Linked DNA regions of Homo sapiens: region 1 is linked to region 2. Evidence: read pairs that join two places in POLR2A ChIA-PET (ENCODE). Cell type or tissue: B cell. All regions are shown on one strand. Links, peaks and the distances in the headings refer to the core of each region. The heading gives the core; the rest is flanking DNA.

Region 1 (7,407 bases), core at 1,959-5,958, 770 kb before region 2:
GGGGTGGAGGAAATTAACTCGGGTCGTGGTGCTGAAAGAGGCCAGTTGGTGGTGGATCTCCTGAAGGGGACTCATGGGTGAGCCCCAGGGGGGAGAGCTGCTGCCTTCAGCCAAGCAGAACCTCCAATCTTCACACTACTCAGTCCCTGACCTGCTGTTCTTCCTGCCCACTGTCCACAGCCCAGCCGAGGCACTGACCGCCTGGATCTACCTGTCACTACTCGCTCTGTCCATCGAAACTTTGAGGACCGAGAGAGGCAGGAACTGGGGAGCCCCGAAGAGCGGCTGCAAGACAGCAGTGACCCTGACACTGGCAGCGAGGAGGAAGGTAGCAGCCGTCTGTCTCCGCCCCACAGTCCACGAGGTGAGACCCTGGCGGAGACATGGACCAGAGGTAGAGTGCAGCCTGGGTACAGGCCATTGGGCTGTGGCTTCCAAATGGGCCCTAACTGACCTGTGAGGCTTGTAGTAACTCTAGGGAGGGACTTCCTGTTTTGTCTGATGATGAATGGGTGGTGGAAGTCTAGGAAGCAGGAGGGGCCTCTCTCCTCCAACTGGTTGGTGATTCCCAACCTTTAGAAGTAAAAACAGATTCTTTTTTAAAAAGGCATGGCGGCTCAGGCCTGTAATCCTAACACTTTGGGAGGCCAAGGCAGGAGGATCGCTTGAGCTCAGAATTTTGAGGCCAGCCTGGGCAACATAGTGAGACCCACCTTCTCTACAAAAAAAAATTCATTTATTTATTTTTTTATTTTATTTAATTAATTTATTTCATTATTATTTTTTGAGATGGAGTCTTGCACTGTTGCCTGGGCTGGAGTGCAGTGGCGTGATCTTGGCTCACTGCAACCTCTGCCTTCCAGGTTCAAGCGATTCTCCTGCCTCAGCCTCCCAAGTAGCTAGGATTACAGGCGCCCACCGCCACGCCCAGCTAATTTTTGTATTTTTAGTAGAAATGGGGTTTCACTATGTTGGCCAGGTTGGTCTTGAACGGCTGACCTCGCGATCCACCTGTCTTGGCCTCCCAGAGTGTCGGGATTACAGGCATGAGCCACCACGCCTGGCTAAATTTTTTTTTTTTTTGAGATGGAATTCTCACTCTGTCGCCAGGCTGGAGTACAGTAGTGAGATCTCCGCTTACTGCAACCTCCGCCTCCCAGGTCCAAGTGATTCTCCTGCCTCAGACTCCCGAGTAGCTGGGACTACAGGCACATGCCTCCACGCCCAGCTAATTTTTGTATTTTTAGAAGAGATAGGGTTTCACCATGTTGCCCAGTCTGGTCTCAATCTCTTGACCTCATGATCCGCCTGCCTTGGCCTCCCAAAGTGCTGGGATTACAGATGTGAGCCACTGCACCCGGTCTATTTTATTTTATTTTATTTTATTTTATTTTATTTATTTATTTATTTAAGATGGAGTCTCACTCTGTCACCCAGGCTGGAGTGCAGTGGCACAATCTCAGCTCACTGCAACCTCCACCTCCTGAGTTCAAGTGATTCTCCTGCCTCAGCCTCTCGAGTAGCTGGGATTTACAGGCATGCACTACCACACCTGGCTAATTTTTTTTGTATTTTTTAGTAGAGATGGGGTTTCACCATGTTGGCCAGGCTGGTCTCGAACTCCTGGCCTCAGGTGATTCACCCACATTGGCCTCCCAAAGTGCTGGGATTACAGGTGTGAGCCACCGTGCCTGGTCCCCCAAAATTTTTTTAATTAGCCAGGTGTGGTGGAGTGAGCCTGTAGTCCTAGCTACGGAGAGTGAGAGTGAGGTGAGAGGATCACTTGAGCCCAGCAGGTTGAGTTGACAGTACTCCGTGATTGCTCCAGCCTGGGCGACAGAAAGAGACCCGGAGACCCAGACAGAGGATCTCACTCTAAAATTTTTTATGTTAGAGAGAGGGTCTTGTGCTGTTGCCGAGGCTGGACTCAAACTCCTGGGCTTAAGTGATCCTCCCAAGTAGCTGGGGCTACAGGTACATACCACTGTGCCTGGGAAGGTATAGTTTTTTGTTTTGTTTTGTTTTGTTTTTTTTGAGACAGTTTTGCTCTGTCACCCAGGCTGGAGTGTAGTGGCACAATCTCAGCTCACTGCAACTTCCACCTCCCAAGTTCAAGCAATTCTTGTTCCTCAGCCTCCCGAGTAGCTGGGATTACAGGCGCATGCCACCACATATAGCTAATTTTTGGCATTTTTAGTAGAGATGGGGTTTCACCATGTTGGCCAGGCTGGTCTCCAACTCCTGGCCTTAAGTGATTCTCCCACCTTAGCCTCCCAAAGTGTTAGGATTATAAGCACGAGCCATGGGGCCAGTTTTTAAAGTAAAAAAAGTTTCAAAGAACTTCAAGTTTTTACAGTTGGTTCATGAAATAAAAAATTACCAAAAGCTTTAACCTTAAAGTATTTTGTATTTTCCTAATCAAATTGTATCTTTGGATACTGTAAAAGTGTATCCGGTACCTAGGTATGGATACCTTGCTTACTTTGTTGCCAAAGGTTTTCCTCTCACCCAAGAATTTACAGAACCCTGTCATCCCTTCACAGCCCCAGAGCCCCCTGAGCCTGCAGATGGGGAGGCATTAGTCTAGGGGTACAGTTCCTCATGGGAGTCTCTGCTAACTCACTGGCTTTGTCCTGTCCCCCTTCAGACTTTACCAGAATGCAGGACATCCCGGAGGAGACGGAGAGCCGCGACGGGGAGGCTGTAGCCTCCGAGAGCTAAGGGGGCCCCTCCCCCCTGCCCCGTGCCCCACTGAAGAACATTACTGAGGGGGCTAACCTTGGGGACTCCAATTTGCCAATGATGAGGGAACATTTGAAAGAACTGCAAATTGTCCTTGCCAGCTCTTGGGATCCTTGGATACCTGGGGCCATTTAAGAAGCTAGGGGAATTAGGCCACAACACCCCCTGGGACATCCGAAAGCTACACCACAGATGCCAGTGGTTCATGCCTTCTTCCCGCAACTTTAGGAAAATTTATTTATTTATTGTTTATTAGTTATGGGGGGAGAGGGGAGATTTAAAGGACCAGGGACATGGGAACCAAGCCATAGGGATCAGAGGGCCTTGTCCTTGAACACTACTGGGGTATATTCAGGCTCATCCACGCAGCTGCTGGGTTCTTGCCCTAACGGCCCTCCCCTGCAACATCCGTCTTGGAGGAGAGGCTGCAGCCACAGCACCCTACTGCCCTTTAAATAAAGGAGGGCTGTGGGCAGGGCCATGTCCCTTTCTCCTCTCCCCTCAACCTCTTACTGCTGTTCTCCCTTTCTCCGTCCTTCATGGAAGCCCTGGGAGATAACCTGGCTTCCTGGAGTTGATGGAATAAAGGTTGGGGTGGCCATAATGGTTTGTTGGGGGTGAGGGAAAAAACCCACAGGGACCAGAATGTTTTGTTGTTCTTTTGTTTTCTTTTTTGTACCAAAGTCAACTGCACGTGTTTTATATTTTTAAGAGATCGTAGGCAATTAGAGATCGAAGCCTCCTATCTCCACATCTCTGAAGAAGTTGAGGGGTGGGGGAGAGAATGACTTCTGCCTTCATCTGCAGTAACGGGGGGACCTATACTGACCTCTTCCCCAGCCATTTAGAAACAAGTTCTAGGGTGGGTTGGAAAATCTCCAAGAGCCCTGACCTCATCTTCCACCTCAGCAACCATGACCTGAAACCTCAGCGTGAATTTGGGGGATTTTTCAGTGGAACCCTTGCCCCCAAATGTCGACCAGCCCCCAAATGTCGAAGAATTTTCTTCTTGCCAATTTTGTTGTTTAAAAAAAAAATTCAGGGAAAATTAAAAACCTGGAACTCCATAAGGTACTGTCTTCCATAATGTCTGCCAATTCTGAGGAGGATGGTAGTAGAGAGCCGGGCAGTGACCTAAGTTCCTCTGAAAGGGGCCTTTTCCTCTCACCGCAAGGACAGCCTCTGCCTCACTGAAGAGAGGGGGCACTAACAAAAGTAACCACTGCAAATCTTTTTTTTGTTTTTTTAATTCACAAATACAAGGATAAAAACAAAGGGGCACACAGGTTCCAATGTTGGGAATTCCGGTATCAGGAAAAGTGTGTTCATCGTATTTGTATGCCATGCTCAGCAATCACCTCCACCTATTGCCCCCATCCCCAGTGTCATTCATTGTCAGATCCATCCCCCACTAGGCCCTTGTTGATCTCCATGATGTCGGGCCCTGGGGTTACCCGTCACAGGAGCTGCTCATTTACTGTCCCTCTTTGAGAGGCAGTGAGAGATGAGCTGGTTTCAGTTCTTGGTTTTAGTTGGTTTTACTTCCTGTTCCCAGTTGGTACTTACTTTGGGGCTGTGGGGGAGGGGAGGAGGTGAGAGTCTAGGGTTGTATAAATGCTGGTATGAATTCACATCCCTGTTGGAGCCTGTGGGGTCAGATCAGGAGAAGGGGGCTCAGGCCCTCAGCTAGAAAGAGGAATTGAAGTCACATGGGGAGCAGGCTGGGGGAGCAGCCAGCACCCTCCCCTTCTGTAACTCTCATCCACCAGCATCAAGCCTTTACAAGGTGCTTTCTCAGCCATTACGGGGATCCTGAGAATGGGGAATTGTTCTCATTTTATGGGCCGGGAAACCTAGGTGCACGAAGCTTGCCAGGCCAGGAGGGGGCCGGCCTTCTTAGTTCCAGTCCACCACTTTTCTCTCTTGGCTACTCTGCCTAAAAATACCAGGGCTGGCTGGGTGCAGTGGCTCACGCCTATAATCCCAGCACTTTGGGAAGCTGAGTTGGGTGGATCACTTGAGGCCAGGAGTTCGAGACCAGCCTGGCCAACATGGTGAAACCCCATCTCTACTAAAAATACAAAAATTAGCCGGGCGTGATGGCGGGCACCTGTATTCCCAGCTACCTGGGAGGCTGAGGTGGGAGAATTGCTTGAACCCGGGAGGCAGAGGTTGCAGTGAGCCGAGATTGTGCCACTGCACTCCAGCACTCCAGCCTGGGTGACAGAGCAAGACCCTGCCTGGAGAAAAGAAAAAAAAAAAAACACCAGGGCTTCACATTTCACACACAGGGACACAGGGCTCAGCAGCTGTCTTCCAGGTCAGCTGGAAGTATCTCCGACCCAGAGCTGTGAGGGTGGCACCTTTAGGTGGGGAAGGAAGGTAGGTGGGGGTAGGGTGAGGATATTAGACAGCATGCAGAGACCACCAAGAAAGGGGAATGCAGGCTCTCCCAGAATGCCCCACAGATCCAATGAGAGATGCTGGTCAGCAGAGAACATGGAAACCTGGAGACACAGCCCAGAGTGGGTGTGAAGTCCCCCGCTGCTTTCTTTGAAGCAGTGCTGTCCCTTCTGCCACCCCGTACCAACCCCCTCCACACACACACACACACACACACACACACACACACACACACACCTTCAGCCCCAGAACATGGGGCACAAGCATTTGTCTGATGTGTCTACTCCTGAGAGCTAGGCCTCTTCCTCACATCTTTCACCGTTGTGTCCCCTGTCCCCTCCCTAACCCACTTTTGGGAACCCACAGTCTTAACCTCTGTCCCTCCTGCTGAAGTTTCAAAGCCATTTGGCTTGGTGTTCCAGGGAGCCAGGGCCCAGGTTCTCACCAAAACATTGCCTTCCCTCCGTTCCAAGGGGAGCTCCAGGCCGCCTGCTCTGCCCAGCCCTCCCTTCTCCATCCTCCACTGCACCCTCCTCGTTCCACTCCCCCACAAGAGTAGGTCTTTGTGCATGCAGTTCATCTCTAACTTGGACCTGTGTACACTTTGTCAATATTTACCTCTGGGGCCCATAAAGCAGAGATGCCCCCAGAGGAGCCAATATCCGGAGCCCAGCAAAGCCATCAGAGGGAGCTGCTGGGGTGGGAAGATGGGTGCTTAGGTGGTGAGGGATTTTCCATTGCCTGCATGGGCTAGGAATAGACGTGGAGTTTTGGAACTAGTTTAAACATCATCAAAAAGAGGAAATTAAACAAGAGGCTAATTAAGTTCCTTTCACATTGCTTAATCTGTTGTGAATTGGGTGCCTCTTTGGAGCCTCCTCTGCCCAGCAATTAAAGGAACTGGGACAGGGGGCACCTGGAGGCACTGTGGCCTCCCCCTTCACAGGGCGCTCTGCACTTAATAAGGCGGCACTGCTCCCAGCTGCTGCCCCAGGAGCCTGAGCAGCCTGCGTCCTCATAGGTTACAAGTCATGCCAGAGAGCTTGGGGCGGGGGGCGGTGGGGGGGCAGTGGAAGTGGGAGCTCTACCTCATCTTCCCTCTGCCTCCCTCCTTTCTAGGGGCTGCCTCCTAGAAAATCCTTCTGATGGCTAACCTTTATCATTGATGCATCTCAATACAGGAACCAAAGAGGAACCCCTGTCCTGGAGAACACACCTTCAAGAGGGGCTTAGGGGCCAACCTCTGAGTTCTTTATGTGAGACTTTCATTATACCCCACTTCAGAGCATATACAACCATTCCAGCTGAGACATGGTTCCCCATCCCCATCTCCCAGCTGCACGCTTATTTCCTCCCATCTCTCTGTCTCCATTTTACACAGGGTGTAAGAATAATAGCTCGACCGGGTGCGGTGGCTCACGCCTGTAACTCCAGCACTTTGGGAGGCCGAGGTGGGCAGATCACTAGAGGTCAGGAGTTTGAGACCAGCCTGGCCAATATGGTGAAACTCTGTCTCTATTAAAAATTACAAAAAATTGGCCAGGCATGGTAGCGGGAGCCTGTAGTCCCAGCTACTCGGGAGGCTGAGGCAGGAGAATCGCTTGAACCCGGGAAGCGGAGGTTGCAGTGAGCTGAGATCACACCACTGCACTCCAGCCTGGGCGACAGAACGAGACTCTGTCTCAAACAAACAAACAAACAAACAAGAATAATAGCTAACAGTATATTTCACTGTTAAATCTTTAGTAGCCCATTTTACAGTTGAGAACAGTGAGGTACAAAGAGGTAAAGTAATTTGCTGGAGGTAAAGCTGTGAATCCAGGTGCTCTGACACTCAAATTGATACTCTGGGCTTTGCATTTGGGGCAGGGAGGACTAGCACCACTTTCTGAGGTCTCTGCTTTTCTGGCTCTACCTGCAGCCTGTTCTCCCAGCCCCCTCCCCTCTTTAATCGCTCACCTCCCTTCACCCCACCCATGTCTTTGACTTGTCATTATCTTCACTTCTTTCAAATCCTGATTTAAAGGGAGACACACAGGCACTCCCGTCAGCACCAGGGTTTTACACCCAGGGCCTGGCAGGTGCTGGAAATTCCAGCAATACCCCACACCTGGCATCCCTTCAAGGGAACTACAGCTTTTGCAGCTGAGGCCTCTGCAGGCAGCAAGTTTCAGTGGTCACCACTGAGATGGTAAGGTGAGGACAGGGGAAGCTGGCATTTTTGGCCTTGATACCGGAGAAAGACAAGGGATACCCTGTTTT
Region 2 (8,009 bases), core at 3,307-7,306:
CCCAAGGCTGTAGTTCAGCATCAACAGGGCAGGGAGCTTGGCAGGGCAAGGGCAGAGCTGGAGATCATGCCCAGTGTTCCAGGTGCCCTCCCTCCCAATCAGCCTGGGGGGCACAGGACAGGGATGGAGAAGGGGCTCTCTCCATGGCTTGGGTAACATGCCAAAGGCAGGTCATAGGGCAGACTCAGTGGGGGTGGGGGCCTGGCTAACAAGCAATGGAGAGAACGGGGGCCATCCAGAGAGGTGGGCAGAAGAGAGCCCCTGGGTCAAGAGAAAACTGTGGGAAGACAGACACGGGAGAAGGAGCAGGGCCACATGGTAGGAGAGTTTGGGGGAGAAGCTGCCAGGGGGTAACAACCGGGTGCCAAGAGGTTTGGGGGCCAGGGCCCAGGAGGACCCCAGGTCTGCATGAGGGGCCTGGAAGGCTCAGTCCAGCTTGGCGAAGCCCCCAATGGTGACTTTCCTCTCAGGCTTAGTGCCCACTGGCTCCTGGAGCTGTACTGCGCCACCCCCGATGAAGCAAAAGGCAGGGCACACAGGCCCTGAGCAGTCCAGGGGGCACTCCAAGAGCCCACGGAAGGAAACAGCATCCAGGAAGGAAACCCGGCCCCGCTCATAGTCCAGGCAGATGCCCAGGCGGGGTGGCAGGGGCACTGTGCAGCCGGCTGTGGGGCCATCCCTCCCTGTCAGCCCTGCGTTTGAGCTTGCCCCCGACCCCAGCAGGATCTTGCCCATGCCAATGGTTAGGAAAGCGAAGGGTGGCGACGCCTCCACTGTGGCATCCTCGGCACCGCTGTCGTGCCCGCTGTCCGGGTCGTACCTGCAGAAGCGGGTGTTGGGGACGAGATTGTTGAGGGATGGAGTGACGGATGAGGTACCAGAGGGAGACGCTGGAAGGATGGAATGTTAAGGAGCAAGAGGTTGAAGGGATGGATTTTGGGTGTTGAGAAGAAAACGCTGAAGAGGCAGGGGTTAGAGTATAGGGTCAGGGGTTTGGGTTTGGTGGAAAGAGAGCACTGAGAGGAAAGCACATTGGCAAGAGAGGGGCAGGCGGACAGGAAAGACATGGCATTGGTATAGCCCGCGGAAAGGCATTGAGAAAAATGGTCTTGGGGAAATCATGCTGGGGAGATGGTTCTGAGGATTAGAGGACATTGGAAGAATCCGAGATTAGTGACTAAGAAGAGAAAGGATGTTGGGAAGGTGGGTGTCGGGAGAGAGATGAGGGTGGATTGGTGTCACAAATGAAGGGTGTTAGAGGTATGCGGGGTTGGGGACAATGGGGTTTAGGAGGGGTTTGTGTTGGGGAGAAAGCATTTTGAAGAAATAAGGTGTTGGGGGATAGAGTGCTGGGGAGAAGGCTTAGGATGCAAAGCATTAGTGGGAGGGTGTTAAATAGGGAGTTGGGGCCAGGCACAGTGGCTCACGCCTGTAATCCCAGCACTTTGGGAGGCCAAGGTGGGCGGATCACGAGGTCAGGAGATTGAGACCATCCTGGCTAACACGGTGAAAGCCCGTCTCTACTAAAAATACAAAAAATTAGCTGGGCATGGTGGCGGGTGCCTGTAGTCCCAGCTACTCGGGAGGCTGAGGCAGGAGAATGGTGTGAACCCGGGAGGTGGAGCTTGCAGTGAGCGGAGATCGCGCCGCTAGACTCCAGCCTGAGCGACAGAGCGAGACTCCATTTCAAAAAAAAAAAAAAACAGGGAGTTGGGGAGAGGAGGGTTATGGAGGTGGGATGTTTAAGGGAAGAATTTTTTTTTTTTTTTTTTTGAGAAGGAGTTTTGCTTTTGTCGCCCAGGCTGCAGTGCAATGACACAATCTTGGCTCACCGCAACCTCCACCTCCCGGGTTCAAGTGATTCTCCTGCCTCAGCCTCACGAGTAGCCGGGGTTACAGGCATGCGCTACCACGCCCAGCTATTTTTTTTGTATTTTTAGTAGAGATGGGGTCACTCCATGTTGGTCAAGCTGGTCTCGAACTCTCGACCTCCAGTGATTTGCCTGCCTCAGCCTCCCAAAGTGCTGGGATTACAGGCGTGAGCCACCGCATCCGGCTAAGGGAAGAATTTTAAGATACGGGTGAAGGAGGTCTTGGAGAGCAAAGGTTTTATGGAGAAGGTATGTTGGAAATGGAGTGTTAGGAAGAAAGGACACAGATGCTTGGAGAGATGGTGTGTTGATCCAGAGTGACAGATGGTTGGAAGGAAGCAGAGATGGCTCCCTCTTCTATCATCCCTTTCCCTGACCACACGACATGCTCTGAAAATCAGTCCTCAAAAGCCCTTTTGCTGAGCCCATGCGTCTCCTGGACACAGGCCTCCCAGCCTGGCTTCCAGGCTCCTACTACTTCCTCCTAATCCCCTCCCAGCCCCACCCTAGCAAGTCTGTGCTCCACTTGCCACCCCTTCTGTGCCCCTCACTCCCACCAGGACCCCCACACCCCATCCCTTCCAGAGGGGTCTGACCTGGGGCTGATCACATCGGGGGCACCCTGGAAACTTTCTTGAAGCTTGCTCTCCAGCCCGACGCCCACCTTGACCAAGTAGGAGGCTGGGTCTACGGCGCAGGCCCAGTAGCTGCGGCCCTGGGTCACAGCCACGTCGCCCAGGACCACATCCACACTCAGGTGGCAGCCGGTCAGCAGCCGGTCAGCAGCCAGCAGCAGGGGCAGCCCTGGAACACTCCGTACTGCTCGCTGGTCCTTGCTGATAGCCAGCCGCTCTCGGCTTGCGCCCCAGCGGCTATCGAGGAAGAAGTGCAGGACTGGAAGGAGGGAGAGGGTTGAGATGGAGCAAGAACTTCAGGGACAAACACTGGCACTGGGGGCTGTGAGACTGCAGAACAGGGAACGCGTTGCAAGGGGGTTCAGTCACCAGGAACAGGCAGGGGGTTCAGGAGAACAGGACATGGGAAACTGGAATGGGGGGCATGAGGAAAAAAGAAGGGGGCATTCCAAATGGGCGTGGGACCCCAGAGAGTTTTTGTGATGGCAGTGGGCACAGAAGTCAGTGCTCCGGACCTGGCTGACTCATGGGGCTCCCTCGAACCCCTTACTTGTGGCCAGCCCCATGGACAGTTCCCACTATTCTGTTCCACCTGGTGACATTCCCATCACCATCAATCTGTGCCTTCCAGCCCATACTCTGGGTTCACACCTGGCCCTTATACCCAGCCCCTATTTGGGTGGCAAGGCTTCCCTCTTATGCCCACCCCCTGGAGTCCGAACTATTTTCTAGTCACTTTAGTAACATTCTTGAGCCCTAACCATGAGCCGGACACTGTACTCAGACTCCCATTGATCGTCTCAAACCAGTTGAATTCTTGCAACTCTATGAGGTAAGCATTATCATTTTTTAAAAATATATATATGTTTTTGAGACGGAGTCTCACACTGTTCCCCAGGCTGGAGTGCAGTGGCGCAATCTTGGCTCACTGCAACCCCTGCCTCCCAGGTTCAAGCCATTCTCCTGCCTCAGCCTTCCAAGTAGCTGGGATTACAGGCGCCTGCAACCACACCCAGCTAATTATTTTCATTTTCATTTTTAGTAGAGACGGGGTTTCACTATGTTGGCCAGGCTGGTCTTGAACGCCTGACCTCGTGATCCATCCACCTCGGCCTCCCAAAGTGCTGGGATTACAGGCGTGAGCCACTGTGCCCAGCCAAAAATAATTTATTTTTTACGTATTTTATTTACTTATTTATTGAGACAGAGTTTCACTCTTGTTGCTCAGGCTGAAGTGCAATGGCGCGATCTCGGCTCACCGCAACCTCCGCCTCCTGGGTTCAAGCAATTCTCCTGCCTCAGCCTCCCAAGTAGCTGGGATTACAGGCATGCGCCACCACACCCAGCTAATGTTGTATTTTTAGTAGAGATGGGGTTTCTCCATGTTGGTCAGGCTGGTCTCAAACTCCCAACCTCAGGGGATCCACCCACCTTGGCCTCCCAAAGTGCTGGGATTACAGGTGTGAGCCACCTTGCCTGGCCTTTATTTATTTATTTATTTATTTATTTTTCCGAGACGTCGGAGTCTTGCTCTGTTGTCCAGGCTGGAGTCCAGTGGCGCGATCTCAGCTCACTGCAACCTCCGCCTCCCAGGTTCAAGCGATTCTCCTACCTCAGCCTCCCGAGTAGCTGGAATTGTAGGCACGCACCACCACGCCTGGCTAAGTTTTGTATTCCTAGTAGAGACGGGGTTTCACCATGTTGGCCAGGCTGGTCTCAAACTCTTGACCTTGTGATCCGCCCGCCTCGGCCTCCCAAAGTGCTGGGATTACAGGCATGAGCTACCTCGCCTGGCCTATTTATTTTTTTAGAGATCGGGTCTCGCTGTGTTGGCCAGGTTGGTCTTGAACTCCTGGCCTCAAGCAATCCTCCCTCCTTGGCCTCCCAAAGTGCTAGGATTACAGGCATGAGCCGCTGCACCTGGCCAGTATTATCGTTATCCCTACAGAAAAGGACTCTGAAGTTCAGAGAGGGTAAAAACTTGCCAGAAGCCACCCACACAGTTGGCAAGAGGCAGAGCTGGGATTTGAACCCAAGCAGTCTAGCTCCAGAGCTAGTGTGTGTGAGACCTACTATGTTATATGGCCTCTCTAGCGGCCACCGGAACCAACCGTCAGGGCCTAGGCCCTGGCATACCCCATGCCCTTTGCACGACCACCTGTGCCTGCCCACTCACCAGGTGCCGGGGGCGTGTGCAGGTGCACATCTTCACTGTATTCGCCGTAGCCGGCCTTGTTGCAGCCGCGGACACGCAGCACATACACAGAGCCCGTGTCGGGGTTCTCAAGCAGGGCACTGGTGCCCCTCACCTCCTCCCGCCGCTGCCAGCGGGTGGGGCCTGGCTGAGCAGGCACATCCGTGCGCCGGAACTCAACGGTATAGTGCCAGGCAGGTGGTGAATGGGGGGGCAGCCGCCAGCACAGGAAGATCTGATCATAGGCAAAGGTGCGCTGGGTGTCAATGACGGGGGCCTCAGGCACTGTTGGAAGAGACAGCGGGTGTCAGTCAGGGCCTGGCCACTGGCCTGGCATGGAGGGCAGGGGCAGGCAGGAAAAGGGAAAGCAGCGGGAGCCGGGGGGGTGAGTGTGGGTGAGAGGGAGCTGGGGAAGGGCTCATCTGGGAACTGGGCACAGGAGGGGTAGGGCAGGGCCCAAGAGAGAACGAGGCAGGAAAGCGCTGGGCTGGGGGTCAGGACACCTGTGTGCTAGTTCTGGGCTGCTGCTACCTCACTCTGGCCTGGAATAAGTCACTTCCCCTTTCTGGGCCTCAGTTTCCTCCCCTGTCAAATGAGGGTATCAGATCAGGTAAGTTCTGGGGGCCCTTGCAGCTCAGTTATTCTATGAATTAAGAGGAGCCCCAGGGAGGGGCAGGCAAAGGCCACTGGAGCCCACAGGCAAGAGGGCGCTGAGCAGGAAGGAAGGGGACCAGGCTCAGAAGAGAGATTTAGGAGGCAGCGAGGTGGAAAGTGGGGACAACAGAGGGACAGCAAAAGCTGAGGGCAGGGGTTGGAGGTCAAGGGAAAGGAAGTGCAAGGCCAGAGGGCAAGGGTCACAAGGACAAAAGGTCAGAAGGGCCAGGATTACGCAAGCGCCTGAAGAAGGCAGAAGGGAGACAGGGCATTGGTCCAGTGGGAGGACCACGAGGTCGGGGCAAGGCAGGAAAGAGAAGGAAGCAATGAGTGGTTGGCTGAGATGCGTGGGAGCAGCGGGGTGGGAAGGGGGCCCGGCGGCGGGCAGGGCCCCCGGGGCAGGGCCGCTGACTTGCCTGGGGTGCTCCGGAGCAGAGTCCGCGGTGGCCACAGCCTACAAACAAAGAGAGGGAGAAGCAGCGCTGAGCGCGGTAGGACGGTGTGGCAGGGTGGGCTGGGTGGGAGGAATGGCTGGCCAGGCCGGGCAGGAGGCCGGGGAGGTCCCCGGTAGGCACTGCCCCCCGGGCCCGCTGCTGGGGAGGAAGGGAAGAAGGCTCTGGTTGGGCATGGGGCCTGGCCATCTCCTTACCTCGCAGGAAGTTAAGCTCTGTCAGCAGCTTCATCTCACGTCCCACGTCGAGCTGGCAATGGCGGAAGGAGGAGCTGGCAGCTGGCCGGAATGTCTGGAGGGCTTCAGTGGCTCGGGCAATCCTGGGATGGGGGCAAGAAAGGGTCAGGCACTGCCATGTGGGCAGTCTCCCTTCCCCTCAATTCTGTCTTGCTTGCCCCTAGAGCCTTGGGAACTGCTTTGGGAGCTGGTATCAGTTTGGCCTCATGAGAATCCTTAGAATGCCAGTTCTCCACCTGGCAGTACTGTAGACATTGTCCTAGATGTTGGTCACATCCATGATGTCCCTGCCCCCCTAGGAGCCCATGCCCCTGAGTACCTGTTGTGCAGCTGCTTGGCGGCTTGCACAAAGCAAGGCTGGTCTGTTTCCTTAAGTACTTCCTGGGCATAGCCCACCAGACCTGAGCCATCCAGCAGGCTCCGGTGCTCCTGGATCTGGGCGCTGAGACGGGCCAGCCGCTCCTGCTGGCATTCTTCAATGGCCTGAAGCAGTGATGCCCGCTTCTCCTCCAGCACAGCCCCCAGCCCCCGCACCAGCTGCGACACCTCCTCCTTGGCCTGCTGACCACTCACCTGCCCAGGGAGCAACACCCAAAGGATGCGTGACTTACTATCTTCTTTTTGGAGGCAGCACTTGTGCTGGCCTCCTTGGATGCCACAGCATGGCTAAGGTCACAAGGGATCTGGGGAAATCCTACTCACCCATTCCTACAGGGCCTGGGCTCATGGCTGCAAAGGCACCTCTAGATGGACTCAACTCCTGGTCATTTGTGCCAACCTTCCCGGAACCCCACATCATAATCTCTGCCCCTTAGTGACTCATCCAAATGAACGAGGCCATGGCTACCCTAATGTCCACTTGGACTGCACTAATTAATGTCCACTGGCATCTATGCCATCCTTAGTTGTCCATCCCCATGTCAGCCAGCTCAAGCAACCTGGCAGAAGGTATCAGTCATCACCTCACTCTAGCACTGGGAATGCGTGACATCCTCGGTAGGCACCTGAGCCTGAGAGCATCTGAGCTACGCGTGGGGTTTTTTGAGCTATGCATGGGGTTTTTCGAGCACTCTCCTGAGCTATAGCCACCCTGCCCCCTCCTGCAGCCCAGGTACAGCCTGGCCTGGGGCACTGGTGTTCCTGCAAACCTGGTTTAACCAGAACCTGGACACCTCACGGGCTTCCTGAGCTAGCAACAAGGTGATTGGGTCATGATCACCCACACCCCCTTCCTGCCCCTACTCCCAGGCAGGGCCCAGGGCCTACCTCTGTGCCCTCCCTCACCTCGGTGTGCCTCACGGCCTCCTCCAGCTCACAGATCTGGGTCTGTACCGTGTCCTGGTTTCCCAGGATGTATGTCAGGCTCTTTGTCAGCTTGTCCTGAGGGGGAAGAAAGAGGTGGGCATCAAGCCCAGCTCTGCAGAAGCCAGCAGTTGGGAGGAGGTGCAAGAGGGTAAGAGTGTGAGTTAGCACTAGGGTTGGATAAGGGGGGTCCTTACCTTGAGGGCCTGGTAGGCACTGAGCACTGGTGTGATCTTGTGCCCGCTGTGGGTGCGCCGCACCCGGCAGAGTTGACATACCAGGCGTTGGCATGTCTTGCAGTAGTGGGTCACCTCTTCCTTGTGGTCTGGGCACATAAGGCCCTAGGGACACAAAGAACAATGTGATGGTCAGACAATGGTGTGGGTAAGGGTGCTATGCTACCACTACAGCAGTTTGGTGCCCTCCTCCACTGGCAAGATGGGAGTGGAGACATCCGCTGGTGGTGCTCCACAGTGCCACCTGGTGGTACATACTGGCATCAAAGAGCCTTTCCTGCAGTCTCCGGGCGGTGCCCATTTCACCAGCATTGCACCTCCCTTCATCTCTCTCATTGGGATATATGGTAATAACAGTAATAATGATGCCAATTAATCTTTGCCTGGTAGTTAATAATTAACCTTGTCCATCTTGTTTACTGCTGTATC

Evidence for each region. ChIA-PET counts read pairs that join two places held together with the same protein. Peaks named below come from ENCODE experiments on the same cell type or tissue, not always from the same donor. Only the 100,000 strongest peaks of a DNase experiment are listed, where the experiment ranks them.
Region 1: POLR2A ChIA-PET joins it to region 2 with 5 read pairs; 2 of 35 experiments call an interaction of 5 or more read pairs at or near these places.

Annotation. Positions count from the first base shown.
Region 1 is chr1:155,943,256-155,950,662 of GRCh38, reverse strand. ARHGEF2 (Rho/Rac guanine nucleotide exchange factor 2) reads left to right here. Exons shown (of 22, transcript NM_001162383.2): 21 at 181-364; 22 at 2,648-3,809. The coding sequence ends at 2,721. Among named protein-coding and RNA genes, the nearest start is that of MIR6738, 4.4 kb to the left of the region's middle. In B cell, for the core only: no CTCF peak of the experiment used is centred there; DNase peaks (open chromatin) are centred at 4,292, 5,222, 5,422 and 5,682; H3K4me3 peaks cover 1,136 bases; H3K27ac peaks cover 4,000 bases.
Region 2 is chr1:155,176,608-155,184,616 of GRCh38, reverse strand. It overlaps TRIM46 (tripartite motif containing 46), which reads right to left. Exons shown (of 10, transcript NM_025058.5): 4 at 7,542-7,685; 5 at 7,327-7,422; 6 at 6,362-6,615; 7 at 6,004-6,125; 8 at 4,683-4,985; 9 at 2,468-2,765; 10 at 1-820. The coding sequence ends at 427. Among named protein-coding and RNA genes, the nearest start is that of TRIM46, 6.8 kb to the right of the region's middle. In B cell, for the core only: no CTCF peak of the experiment used is centred there; no DNase peak of the experiment used is centred there.